Linked DNA regions of Homo sapiens: regions 2, 3 and 4 are each linked to region 1. Evidence: chromatin contacts called from ENCODE Hi-C or POLR2A ChIA-PET data. All regions are on one chromosome and are shown on one strand. Each heading gives the region's core, a stretch centred on a gene start or an enhancer-like site at or near the end of the contact. The rest is flanking DNA. Distances are from core to core; before and after follow the strand shown. Region 1 holds the start of FAM228B (family with sequence similarity 228 member B). Region 2 overlaps ATAD2B (ATPase family AAA domain containing 2B). Region 3 holds the start of ITSN2 (intersectin 2). Region 4 overlaps ITSN2 (intersectin 2).

What was found. A loop is a pair of places that touch in the nucleus more often than their neighbours do. ChIA-PET counts read pairs that join two places held with the same protein, here RNA polymerase II (POLR2A). Pooled maps may share reads with other maps.
Region 2: a loop to region 1 is called in a pooled map, with 5 times the contacts of the local background. The contact joins the enhancer-like site here to the promoter of FAM228B in region 1. A Hi-C loop is called at or near these places in 4 of 50 pooled maps.
Region 3: a loop to region 1 is called in a map of ascending aorta, with 2.2 times the contacts of the local background. The contact joins the promoter of ITSN2 here to the promoter of FAM228B in region 1. A Hi-C loop is called at or near these places in 3 of 168 maps with a recorded cell type or tissue (ascending aorta, ovary and posterior cingulate gyrus), 5 of 37 single-sample maps with no recorded cell type and 18 of 50 pooled maps. POLR2A ChIA-PET finds 5 or more read pairs at or near these places in 4 of 52 experiments (H1, MCF 10A, PC-9 and 1 more).
Region 4: a pooled map shows a loop between it and region 1 (2.6-fold over the local background). The contact joins the enhancer-like site here to the promoter of FAM228B in region 1. A Hi-C loop is called at or near these places in 5 of 50 pooled maps. POLR2A ChIA-PET finds 5 or more read pairs at or near these places in 2 of 52 experiments (MCF 10A and activated T-cell).

What each region holds. Positions count from the first base shown.
Region 1 is chr2:24,122,054-24,124,781 of GRCh38, reverse strand. It overlaps FAM228B (family with sequence similarity 228 member B), which reads right to left and starts at 1,313. Exons shown (of 11, transcript NM_001145710.2): 1 at 1,249-1,313; 2 at 322-452. The coding sequence starts at 420. PFN4 (profilin family member 4) reads left to right here and starts at 1,448. Exons shown (of 5, transcript NM_199346.3): 1 at 1,448-1,664; 2 at 2,235-2,363. The coding sequence starts at 2,247. RefSeq lists an enhancer at 562-811 and a silencer at 882-1,381.
Region 2 is chr2:23,890,670-23,893,397 of GRCh38, reverse strand. The region is part of intron 2 of ATAD2B (ATPase family AAA domain containing 2B); the gene reads left to right. Among named protein-coding and RNA genes, the nearest start is that of ATAD2B, 35 kb to the left of the region's middle. RefSeq lists an enhancer at 1,229-1,358. Within about 2 kb of position 1,342, at least 7 of the 41 ENCODE cell types and tissues checked have a DNase peak (open chromatin) inside an H3K27ac peak, as active enhancers do.
Region 3 is chr2:24,359,148-24,361,875 of GRCh38, reverse strand. It overlaps ITSN2 (intersectin 2), which reads left to right and starts at 1,340. Exons shown (of 40, transcript NM_006277.3): 1 at 1,340-1,572. RefSeq lists an enhancer at 907-1,056 and silencers at 1,157-1,456, 1,467-1,516, 1,527-1,926.
Region 4 is chr2:24,302,799-24,305,526 of GRCh38, reverse strand. It overlaps ITSN2 (intersectin 2), which reads left to right. Exons shown (of 40, transcript NM_006277.3): 9 at 1,665-1,728. Among named protein-coding and RNA genes, the nearest start is that of ITSN2, 56 kb to the left of the region's middle. Within about 2 kb of position 1,311, at least 14 of the 41 ENCODE cell types and tissues checked have a DNase peak (open chromatin) inside an H3K27ac peak, as active enhancers do.

The DNA of each region.
Region 1 (2,728 bases), core at 64-2,563:
GCAAGACCCTGTCTCAAATATAAATAAATAAATAAATACATCATATCAAAATTTGGGTGATGCAGCTAAGGCAGTACCTCAAGAGAAACTTATAGCTATGTTACATTTTAAAAGGTATATAATCAATGACCTATGATTCCACCTTAAGATGTTAGAAAAAAACAGCAAAGTGAATATACAAAGTTAGTAAAGTGAAGGGAATAATAAACAGAATGAAATAAAAACAAACAATAGAAAAAACAATATATTTAGCACAAGCCACTTCCTACTGCAACGATCCAAGTAAAAAAATCTCCAAATCCCACACTATTTGATATATACCTCCATAAAACAAAGGGGCTTGGGCTCCAACCATTCTTTTGAGCTCTTGAGCTTGGGAAGTGTGCCAGTTACCAGATCATCACTGTCTACATTTTTCATTGTGGTCACAAATAACAATGCCCCTGGAAAAACTAAAAATCATCTTATTTAGTATTGAACATTTCACAGTCATCTGATTTTCTCTTCTGTTTAATACCACCTGTGTCCTTGCACACACGCAAAATGGATTTTGAACACTAACCATCCAGTTTCCCTAACAAGAGGCCTTCACTACAGACTCCAGATGACGGCTTCAGAGCCAGCCTCCTTTATAAGCAGGCGAGATGCTCTTTGAAAGAATCCCCCGTCCCTTGGAATGGATTCCCACGTCCCCCTCCAAGGCAGCCCATTCCAGCCAGTGTGGCAGCTTCAGCCTGGCCTCTCGGAGTCCCATTTGCAACACTTTTCTGACTTTGGTGGCCTCGAGTGGGAAGAACTGCAACTTTCTGGCCACAGAAACACAGGCTGAGCTGCTTAGAGAAGGCAGGGAGGGGCTTTCGGTCATACTGCGCGAGTCTTCGAGCTCTGAGCGGCTCGAAGTCCTCCCCGAGGCACGGGTGCGACGGGGATGTCGTAGGCGTCCGCACCCGCTCTCGCTCATCGCGCCCACTCCCGGCCCTTCCTCCCACCCACTAGGCCGGGCGCCTGCGGCCTCCACGCCAGCCCCGGGCCGGGGGCCTCCCGCGCAGGCGCGTCGTGCGCGGGGACCGCCCGGCCTGGCGGGGAGGTCGCCGGCCGCGACAGGCACCTCTCTGCCCTCCCAAGGCCAGCAGGCCCGCGGCCGTCCTGCTACACACTCGGGCCCGGCCCGACGACCCCGGAGCCGTCCGACTGCGGCTGGAAGGGAGCCCGCCCGCGTCTGCGGAACGCGCGAATGTTGGCGCCCACCGTCTCCCGGACGCAGCGCCGCGCGAGCACTCCGCCCCCTGCGCCGCGGGTTCCACAGCGAGTCCGCGCGGGCGGTGCCGGGGCGGCGGAGGACGGCTTCAGGCCCAAAGGGGATTGGGCGGCGGCTCTAGGTGGCGGGTCTTGGTTTGCGGAAGGGGCTGGAGTCGCTGCTTCTCGGTGACCGGCGCGTGGCCCGGCCAATCCTGCCGCCGCCACCCACCCGCAACCGCGTCCGTTGACGGTCGGGTCCTTGGTCGCCGGGTCCTTGCGGGCACCACAGAGCGGGGTGGCGTCCGCTCCCTCGAGTCCTCGGTGCCAGGGAATTCACCGCTCACCACCCCCTGCCCCGCCTTGGGTCCTGCTCGGGGACCAAACCACTGGAAGGCAGTGGCGGGAAACGGGCGCCTGTGCCGGAGGTCCTGATGAGGGGGGTCCAAGGCTTGGGGACTTGTGCGGGAAATGTGGGTTTAAGTGCCTTCAAGGTGTTTTTAGTCCATTGGGATGTTGATCAGCGTTCATAGCTGGCGCTGATGCAGGTCACCGGGAAGGGAATGTGTGGGTTTATGGCCACGCATAATCTCTTTTAGTCGTGTTTAACTTAGCAGGGTAGCTCTCCATCCTGGCTGGGTTTTGTTTTTTGTTTTTATTTTTTATTTTACAGAGTTTTTCTCAGTGTGTAATGTTTGTTTTTAAATCGCAGATAATCCTGATGTAAACCATTGACATAGCCAGAAAATCACCAGGCTGTGATTTTCCAAACTCAGCTTCATAACCTATTCTGTGTGAGCTGTGATTTTTCTATGATTCTGTTTTCCTCTTTGGGTACTGGTGGGCCCTGAATGATGGACCACCGTTTTCACCCTGTACCTTTTCAAAGTACACTTGCTGATCTTAGAACTGTCTGCAGTGTCTTAAGGACATTTGTATTCACATGCCTTTTAAAAGCTAGCCAGAGTCAATGGCTTCAACTGCACTTTCCCTTTCAGAGTTGAGGGAACATGAGCCATTTGCAGAGCTTATTGTTAGACACCCTCTTGGGAACCAAGCATGTGGACAGTGCAGCCCTCATCAAAATCCAGGAGCGGAGCTTGTGTGTAGCATCACCAGGTTTCAATGTAAGAAAAAACAAGTTTGGACCTAAGACTTGATTTACTTATTATTTCTATTCTTCCAAAAAATGAAGCAGACATGACTTTTTTTTTTTTTTGAGACGGAATTTCACTCTTGTTGCTTAGCCTGGGATGCAATGGCATGATCTCAGCTCACTGCAACCTCCGCCTCTCAAGCGATTCTTGAGCCTTAGCCTCCCGAGTAGCTGGGATTACAGGAGTGCGCTACCAGGCCCGGCTAATTTTTGTATTTTTAGTAGAGATGGTGTTTTACCATGTTGGTCAGGCTAGTCTCAAACTCCTAACCTCAGGTGATCCACCTGCCTCGGCCTCCCAAAGTGCTGGGATTACAGGCATGAGCCACCGTGCCC
Region 2 (2,728 bases), core at 93-2,592, 230 kb after region 1:
AAACTCTTATGAGCATCTAAGGTAAACTTATTGAAGTCCTTTCACAAAAAATAATTTGTTAGAAATAATAATTCATATGGAGGAAAATTGAATACAGATAAGAATTAGTATTAGCTATGAAAAATAATGAATTCTAAAGAACTTTGCAAAGACCACTAAGGTCGTTAAATAAATTACTGTTAATTGGCAAAATAAATTTCCATTTTAGAGTTAGGTAATTGGATGAAGATAGAGATAAAAGTGGACCTAGAACTTCTGAATCTTCCTAAGTGATTTGAGATAGATTATGAGTTTTCTTTTGGGGTGAAACCTGGGTTTAAAGGCCCAAGTGTATCAACAGAATTTTAATGATTGATACTTTTAGTAAAATAGGATGTTTTTGGTCAAAAATATTTTTTAATATATAGTTTTTATATTGTATATAGAAATTCCCAAATATACATACTAATATAGATAGATGTTGTAGCTTACAAATACTGTGAGTACAGATGCTATTTTATTGACTTTTTTGGTCAGCGGATATTTATTTAGCTACTAGTCATTTATTTAACCTGATATATATCTAGAATAATACGCATACTCTAAGATACAGACAAATTGAAATTTTCATAAGACTTACTGTACACTTGGCTGGGTGTGGTGGCTCACGCCTGTAATTCCAGCACTTTGGGAGGCCAAGGGTGGTGGATCACTTGAGGCCAGGAGTTGGAGACCAGTCTGGCCAACATGGTGAAATCCCATTTCTACTAAAAATACAAAAATTAGCTAAGCAAGGCGGCGCGTGCCTGTACCCAGCTAGTTGGGAGGCTGAGGCACGAGAATTGCTTGAACCTGGGAGACAGAGGTTGCAGTTAGCTGAGATCGTACCACTGCACTCTAGCCTGGATGACAGAGTGAGACTCTGTCTTAAAAAAAAAAAAAAAAGAAAAGAAAAAACCGGGCGCAGTGGCTCACGCCTGTAATCCCAGCACTTTGGGAGGCCGAGGCGGGCGGATCACGAGGTCAGGAGATAGAGACCATCCTGGCTAACACGGTGAAACCCCGTCTCTACTAAAAAATACAAAAAATTAGCCAGGCGTGGTGGCGGGTGCCTGTAGTTCCAGCTACTCAGGAGGCTGAGGCAGGAGAATGGCGTGAACCAGGGAGGCGGGGCTTGCAATGAGCCAAGATCGCGCCACTGCACTCCAGCCTGGGCCACAGAGCGAGACTCCGTCTCAAGAAAAAGAAAAAAAAGATTTATTGTGTACTGAAATGTAGCATGCTTGAAAGTTTCCTTTTGTGGTTAGGTAATGAGGAAGTAGTGAGGTGAGGCAGAAGTATAACCACCTATGTGGACTGCTGAGGCATATTAGAATTGAGGAGTGGTAGTGGTTAAGTGACGTCTGTCAGAACTTGGGCTTTTTTGAATTGAGGTTTATAACCCTCATAAATCATTAAATGCCTTGAGTTTATATGGGAAAGGGAGAATAAGTATGATTTTTAAGTCTGATATTGCAATAGCGTGTGCCCCAGATAATTAAAGCTGTAGAAAGTTCTAACGTAATAATCACCTAATGCAAAGTGAAACTGGTTCCATTTAAAAATTCAGGAAACAGGGTTAGGTGCAGCGGCTCACGCCTGTAATCCCAGCACTTTGGGAGTCTGAGGTGGGGGTCGGGGCGGGGGGGTATCATCTGAGGTCAGGAGTTGGAGACCAGCCTGGCCAACATAGTGAAACCCTGTCTACACTAAAAATACAAAAATTAGCCAGGTGTGGTGGTGCACGCCTGTACTGCTTGGGAGGCTGAGGCATGAGAATTGCTTGAATCCAGGAGGCGGAGGTTGCAGTGAGCCAAGATAGAGCCACTGCACTCCACCGTGGGCGACAGAGTGAGGCTCTGTCCCCTCAAAAAATAATAAATAATAAATAAAAATTCAGGAAACGATACAGGGAAAAAAATCTCCAACCCACCTTCCTTCTTTTCAAAAAATAGCTACCCACTCAATTTAAGTGAACAACTTTTGAGAACATTCATATAATACAGAAACTTTTAGGCATATACGTTTAAGCAGGCTAACCCTTACAAAATCTCAGTGTAGGCTGGGCGTGGTGGCTTACGCCTGTAATCTTAGCAATTTGGGAGGCCAAGGCGGGTGGATCACCTGAGGTCAGGAGTTCAAGATCAGCCTGGCCAACATGGTGAAACCCTGTCTCTACTAAAATACAAAAATTAGCTGGGCATGATGGCGGGTGCCTGTAATCCCAGCTACTCGGGAGGCTGAGATGAGAGAATCACTTGAACCCGGGAGATGGTGGTTGCAGTGAGCCAAGATCGCACCACTGCACTCCAGCCTGGGTGGCTGAGCAAGACTCCACCTCAAAAAAAAAAAAAAAAAATCTCAGTATATTAAATCTTTTAATATACTCATGTATTTCATGTCGTGTCTCCTTTTTCAGTCTCCCTTTTATAAAGATGATGATGACAATAATCTATGACTATAAGGTCATTGGATCAATTGAAGAACAAGTTTTTAAAGATTTTTTCTTAAAACAGATCTTTCATTAGTAATAAAAGCCAAGTAAGCATTGTCTTCTTTAGAGCAGACAAAAAGCTTATTGTGCTTTTTTCCCCAATGATGTTACCATTGTTCTGAAAAGTTTTAGATTTCTTTTGTGGAATGACTTTAGGGTCTGCATCTTATTCTTTTGAACAATTCAAGTGATGTGAAATTCCAACCATTTGGCTTT
Region 3 (2,728 bases), core at 91-2,590, 240 kb before region 1:
ACTGCACTCCAGCCTGGGCAACGGAGTGAGAGTCTGTCTCAGGAAAAAAAAAAAAAAAAAAAAAAAAAAAAAAAGAAATCTTGGGTCTTATATCCAAAAATCTTGAGTCTTACATTTGGTTACTTTTTTTTTTTTGAGACAGAGTTTCGCTCTTGTCGCCCAGGCTGGAGTACAGTGGTGCAATCTCTGCTCACTGCAACCTCCGCCTCCCAGGTTCAAGCGATTCTCCTGCCTCAGCCTTCCGAGTAGCTGGGACTACAGGCGCCCGCCACCACGCCCAGCTAATTTTTGTATTGTTAGAAGAGGCGGGGTTTCACCATGTTGGCCAGGCTGGTCTCCAACTCCTGACCTCAGATGATCCACCTGCCTCGGCCTCCCAAAGTGCCGGGGTTACAAGCGTGAGCCACTGTGCCAGGCCGACATTTGGTTACGTTCATTAGGAAACACTAACTCCTCCCTCACCCCAATCAAAAGAAAGCCTTTCCCCTTGAAGAAGCTTCTTGTCAAGGGCAAACCTTTGGGGTTTTGGGATACGGTGGCGGCTTGAGTTGAAGTCTGGTCTTTTGTGAGGAGACCAGGAACCGGGAGGGGAGAAAAGAGACAAATTCTGAGTAGGAGCTTCGCCTGTCCCTTGGCGAGGGGTGGGGAGGAAAGTTTAGCTTCGTCGTGCTATGCTCTATGGGGACAGAGTCTTCCTACTGCTCGGCGGAGTGTGACTAGCGTAGAGGGTGCTCCTCGTGGGCGCTCCGCGTGTGTTATGGAGGAGGGCGAGGAATGGTGAATGGATGACCGAGGGTATGGTTAAGTCCTCCAGGTCCCTGAGAAGGGTTCAAGAGGCCTGTAACAGACCCATGGGCAAGGGTGGGATCAACCTCCTTCCCACCTTCCACCCCCCAATTCCCAGAGAATTCGTTCCCCCAGATCAGTGGAGAAAACTTCGGCGAGTGAGAAGGTTCCAGGGAGAACCCCGTGGTGGGTGCAACAGGGATGTGGCAGGCACTGCTTGGGACTTTCCAAAACCCCGGCGTCTGCCGTGGCAGGAAAAGCACCACCCAAGCTCAGCATGTTACCTCGGGGAGGAGGAGCCAGGTGGGTCTGTGCAACTCCAGGAAGGGCTGCCAGGTCTGGGGCTTCGGGGCCTCCCCGAGGGCAGAGAGGAGCGCTTCGGACCCGACCGACTCGGAGCAGACCTTCAGGGTTCAATGCCCCGGAACTCCTGGGGCGAGGAGCCACGCCCGGGCAGTTTCGGGCTCCGGAGGGTGGGGAGTCGGTGCCCGGCAGCGGGCGGGCCGTCAGCTGCCCGGCCCGGCGCCTACCTCCCCGCCCCCCGGCTTCCTGCGGAGGCCGCGGCCGCCATGTTGTTGTGGGGCTGAGGCGGCGCCGGCGGAGCCCTGAGCGGCTGTGACAGGCTACGCAACAGGTTCGCGGGCGGCGGCCTGACGACCAAGCCAGCTGCAGTGGCGGCGACGGCGGCAGAGCAGGGTCTCCCCGCGCCTGCCCGCGCCCAGGCTGCCGGTGCTGAGGGACGCGGAGTCGCGCTGTGACGAGCGGGAGGCGCGGCGAGGGCGCCAGGTGGGTGAAGCCGCTAGCGGGGCTGCAGCAAGGCGCGGGGCAGGTGCGGGCGCCGCGCCCGCTGCCCGGAGGCTCTGCGGGTCGGGCTGAGGCGGCTGTGCGCTCCGCACGATGGGGACGGGTCCTCGGGAGTACGGGCGGCCCCCGAGCTAGGCCCCTGGCGGGCTCGGCCGTGCGGGGCGGAAACCTCCGGCCCCGGGTTCCTTCCTCTGCTGCCGGGCCGGGACAGACGCCGAGGGGGCCTGGGCTGGGCTGCCCCTTCCTTGCGGCCGAGCCCGGGTCCCTGGCCGCGGCCTCGTCTGGCAGGTGGCGGACGCCGGCGAGGGTCGGGGGTGGCGTGGCCCCCTCGCTTTCGGGGTGTGAGCAGAAGAGAGCTCTGGGGGCACCCGCACGCCTCCTCGGGGACCCATTTTATTTTCGCGGAGTTGGTTTTCCTTCCTGGCAAGGGTTGGTGCCGAATGTCAGGTGAGCCGCATCCCGGTGCGTCAAAGTAGCCCGAGTCACGAGAGGACAGTGGGCGGATGCTTGGCGTCTACCGCTCGCGTTCCTCCGGAGTTGGAAATGTTAAATTTACCTTCAGCGTTATTGACTTCCAGAATATACAGGAAGCACCGAGAGATGTAATCTCTCAGGCCAGATAAAGTTTATTTGTGTATTTATTTATTTATTTTTAAAGACGTCTGCATATGCATAGTGAGTGGGTAAACCGAGGCTGAAACTGCAGATGGCTTTGTATTCTATAGAAAGATGCTCCGTTTGGATTTATTAATTATGCGCCTTGTCGCTCTAGAATTACCAATGGCAAGTGTGCTTTATTTGAAACTTGTGTTAATACTGAAATAGGAATATTTTTTGATGGAGCCAACCCCTTTACGATAGGAATTAAGGTTAGCATAGAAATGACTTGCTTTGCTCCATGCTTCTAGTTTGTCTCACTAGTGTTTGCTTGCTTACTCAGAAATAGGCAAGGTGTGACTTGAAATTTTACGTTGTTAGTGAGCTCAGTTTAGGTAGCATAGCTCTTGTAGTTTAAAGCTTCTTAAGCGTTTCGAAAAATTGCCTCTCTCCCTGTGCTGGTTTGCTATATTGTTAATCAGTGATAAAACCTAAAAGCTACCTAGAAACATCGCATAAAACATTTACGCGAATTAATAAT
Region 4 (2,728 bases), core at 62-2,561, 180 kb before region 1:
TGGCCCACTGCAGCCTCTGCCTCCCCGGGTTCCAGCGATTCTCCTGCCTCCTACAGGCACACGCCACCACGCCCAGCTAATTTTTCTTAGTAGAGACAGGTTTTGCCATGTTGGCCAGGCTGGTCTCGAACTCCCAACCTCAGGTGATCCGCCCGCCTTGGTCTCCCAAAGTTCTGGGATTACAGACGTGAGCTACCGCGCCTGTCCACTGGTCTGTTTTTCCCTTTTTTACTTCTCTTCTCCTCCCCCTAAACATAGTTTTTAAAAATTTATTTAGATCAAGTCATTGATGTAACTGTTTCCTGAATCACATACTTTCTGGGCACTCTCTTAGGCACAGGAATACAGACAGGGGCAAGACATGGTTCATATCTTTGAAGAGCCCATATAATGAAGAGCTCATGTAATCAAGGTGTTTGGTTACTTGTTTAAAAGTGCTGTGATTAATATAGATGAGAAAGTGACTAACTCCAAGGATATAAGAGAGAATGTTTCACAGAAGAAAAGAGATTAGAGCCAGATTTCAGAGGATAGACTACAAAGTAAAGAATTGAGGGTCTGGCATTCTAAGCAGAGGATATAGGATATCCAGAGGCTTGGCCGACTAAGAGTGTACATACATGTTCAAATGAGTTTTACTTAGTAAGTAAGATACTCTGTTGGCTCTCTATGGCCCTTTGTATTACTCAGACTTTGCCTCACACATATAAAGCCCTCCACGAGTATGATTTTTAACCATTTACATTCCTCCTCCTTCTCTCTTCTGTTTGCTCTATTGCCTGATGCTAAGGGATCTTCTTTCAGTCCAAAAGGATCTTTTTTCGGTCCAAAAGCTGAAATAGTAGTTTTGAACTTTTTTTCAGGTTTGAAATAGCCTTCCATCTCTCTTATTTAGAAGAATCTTCCTTTTAACACAAAGACCTCCTCAAATCAAATTTCCTAAGTGAAATCTGAGGAGTAATTAATAGGGCGAGGCTGTGAGTTTAATTTCCAGTGTTTTTATGTGATTTATGTTAAATGTCCAGATTAAAAAAATAGAATGAAAATATTTTAAAAGTTATAAAATATAAACATTTAGCTGCATGTTGTAATACATGGTTGCTTTGATTATCAAGTCCTATGTTGAAAGCCTAGTGGGACAATAAATCTAGCTGCATTTGGCTGGCTTTTGTTGTAGTTGGAGCTGTTGCTGAGGCAGTGTTGGCAGATGTAATCTCTTGTGTAAGAGTTGTTTTGGACAGGCCTTGACTCAGGCTGAACCCAGAGTAGCGCCTGACTCTTCTGCTACTCACGGCTCAGTCACGTAGGAGTGGGAAGTGCTGCACCTGCTGGGAGTACAAGAGGGCCCACAGTCTTGGCCTCTGATACTCTGTGTGCCTGATATCTTGTTCTTTCACGTTAGCCACTTGTGTGTATTATTATCTTGCTGAAAAGACAGGGGACAGCACTTGATACTGCTAATTCTAGATTTAAAATTCCTTGGGGCAGTGACTGGGTTTAATTGCTACTGAATGCTTAGCACCTAGCACGTGGTAAAAACATTTTGATGTTAAAAGTTCCCAGGATACCCTGGTAGCATTGTTATTTTACAGATACAGCTAATTTGTTATGCATAACTTTAAAGATGCTAAAGAATTCCTTTATGATTTTCCCCACTTAATCAGGTTTTCAAGCTAGAAATGCCCTTCTTCAGTCAAATCTTTCTCAAACTCAGCTGGCTACTATTTGGTAAGTTTGTCCCTTAATTACATTTGATTAATTTAACTATGCATTAATTAATTAAACTCTCTCTCCCCTATTACAAGAAAGATACTGTTTCTGTAAAAGTTTGTGACTCAGAGATGCTCTATAAAAGCAGCCATTTGAAAGTTAGTATTAAGCTTGGAGGCAAATGTAATTGTGCAGAATGTTGTTGTACCCTTAAGCTACACCAAATTTACAAAAAATATTTTCTTCAACAATAGATTAATCTTGGCATACAATAACTTTTTAACTTTGTAAACCTTTTAATTTTTTAAAACTTTTTGACTCTTGTAATAACACTTAGCTTAAAACACAAACACATTGTACAGAAAGATATTTATATCCTATTCTTTAAGCTCTTTCTTGTTTTTAAAATTTATTTTTACTATTTAAACTTTCGGTAAAAACTGAGACACAAAGACACCCATTAGCTTAGGCCTGTAGAGGGTCAAGATCATCAGTATCACTATCTTCTACCTCCACATCTTGTCTCACTGGAAGGTGTTCGGGGCAATAACACGCATGGAGCCATTGTCTCCTATGATAACAATGCCTTCTGGAATTTCTCCTGACTGACCTGCCTGAGGCTGTCTTACAGTTAACTTTTTTTTTTCTGTAAGTAGAAGGAGTATACTCTAAAATAACAATAAAAATAAAGTATAGTAAATACATAATCCAGTAATATATTAACAGATGTTTATTGTTATTGAGTGTATGTACTGTAGATAATTGTATATGCTGTACTTTTCTACAGCTGGCAGTGCAGTATGTTTGTTCAGACTAGCATCACCACAGACACATAGGTAATGCGTTGCTTTATGACAGCTACAGTGTCCTTAGGTGGTAGGAATTTTTCAGCTCCATTATAATCTTATGGGACCACCATTATAAATGCAGTCCATTGTTGACTGATATGTCATTATGCAGTTCATGACTATATTTTACTAGAAAAACTGTTGTTTTCTTTCATCTAATCCCTTCTATG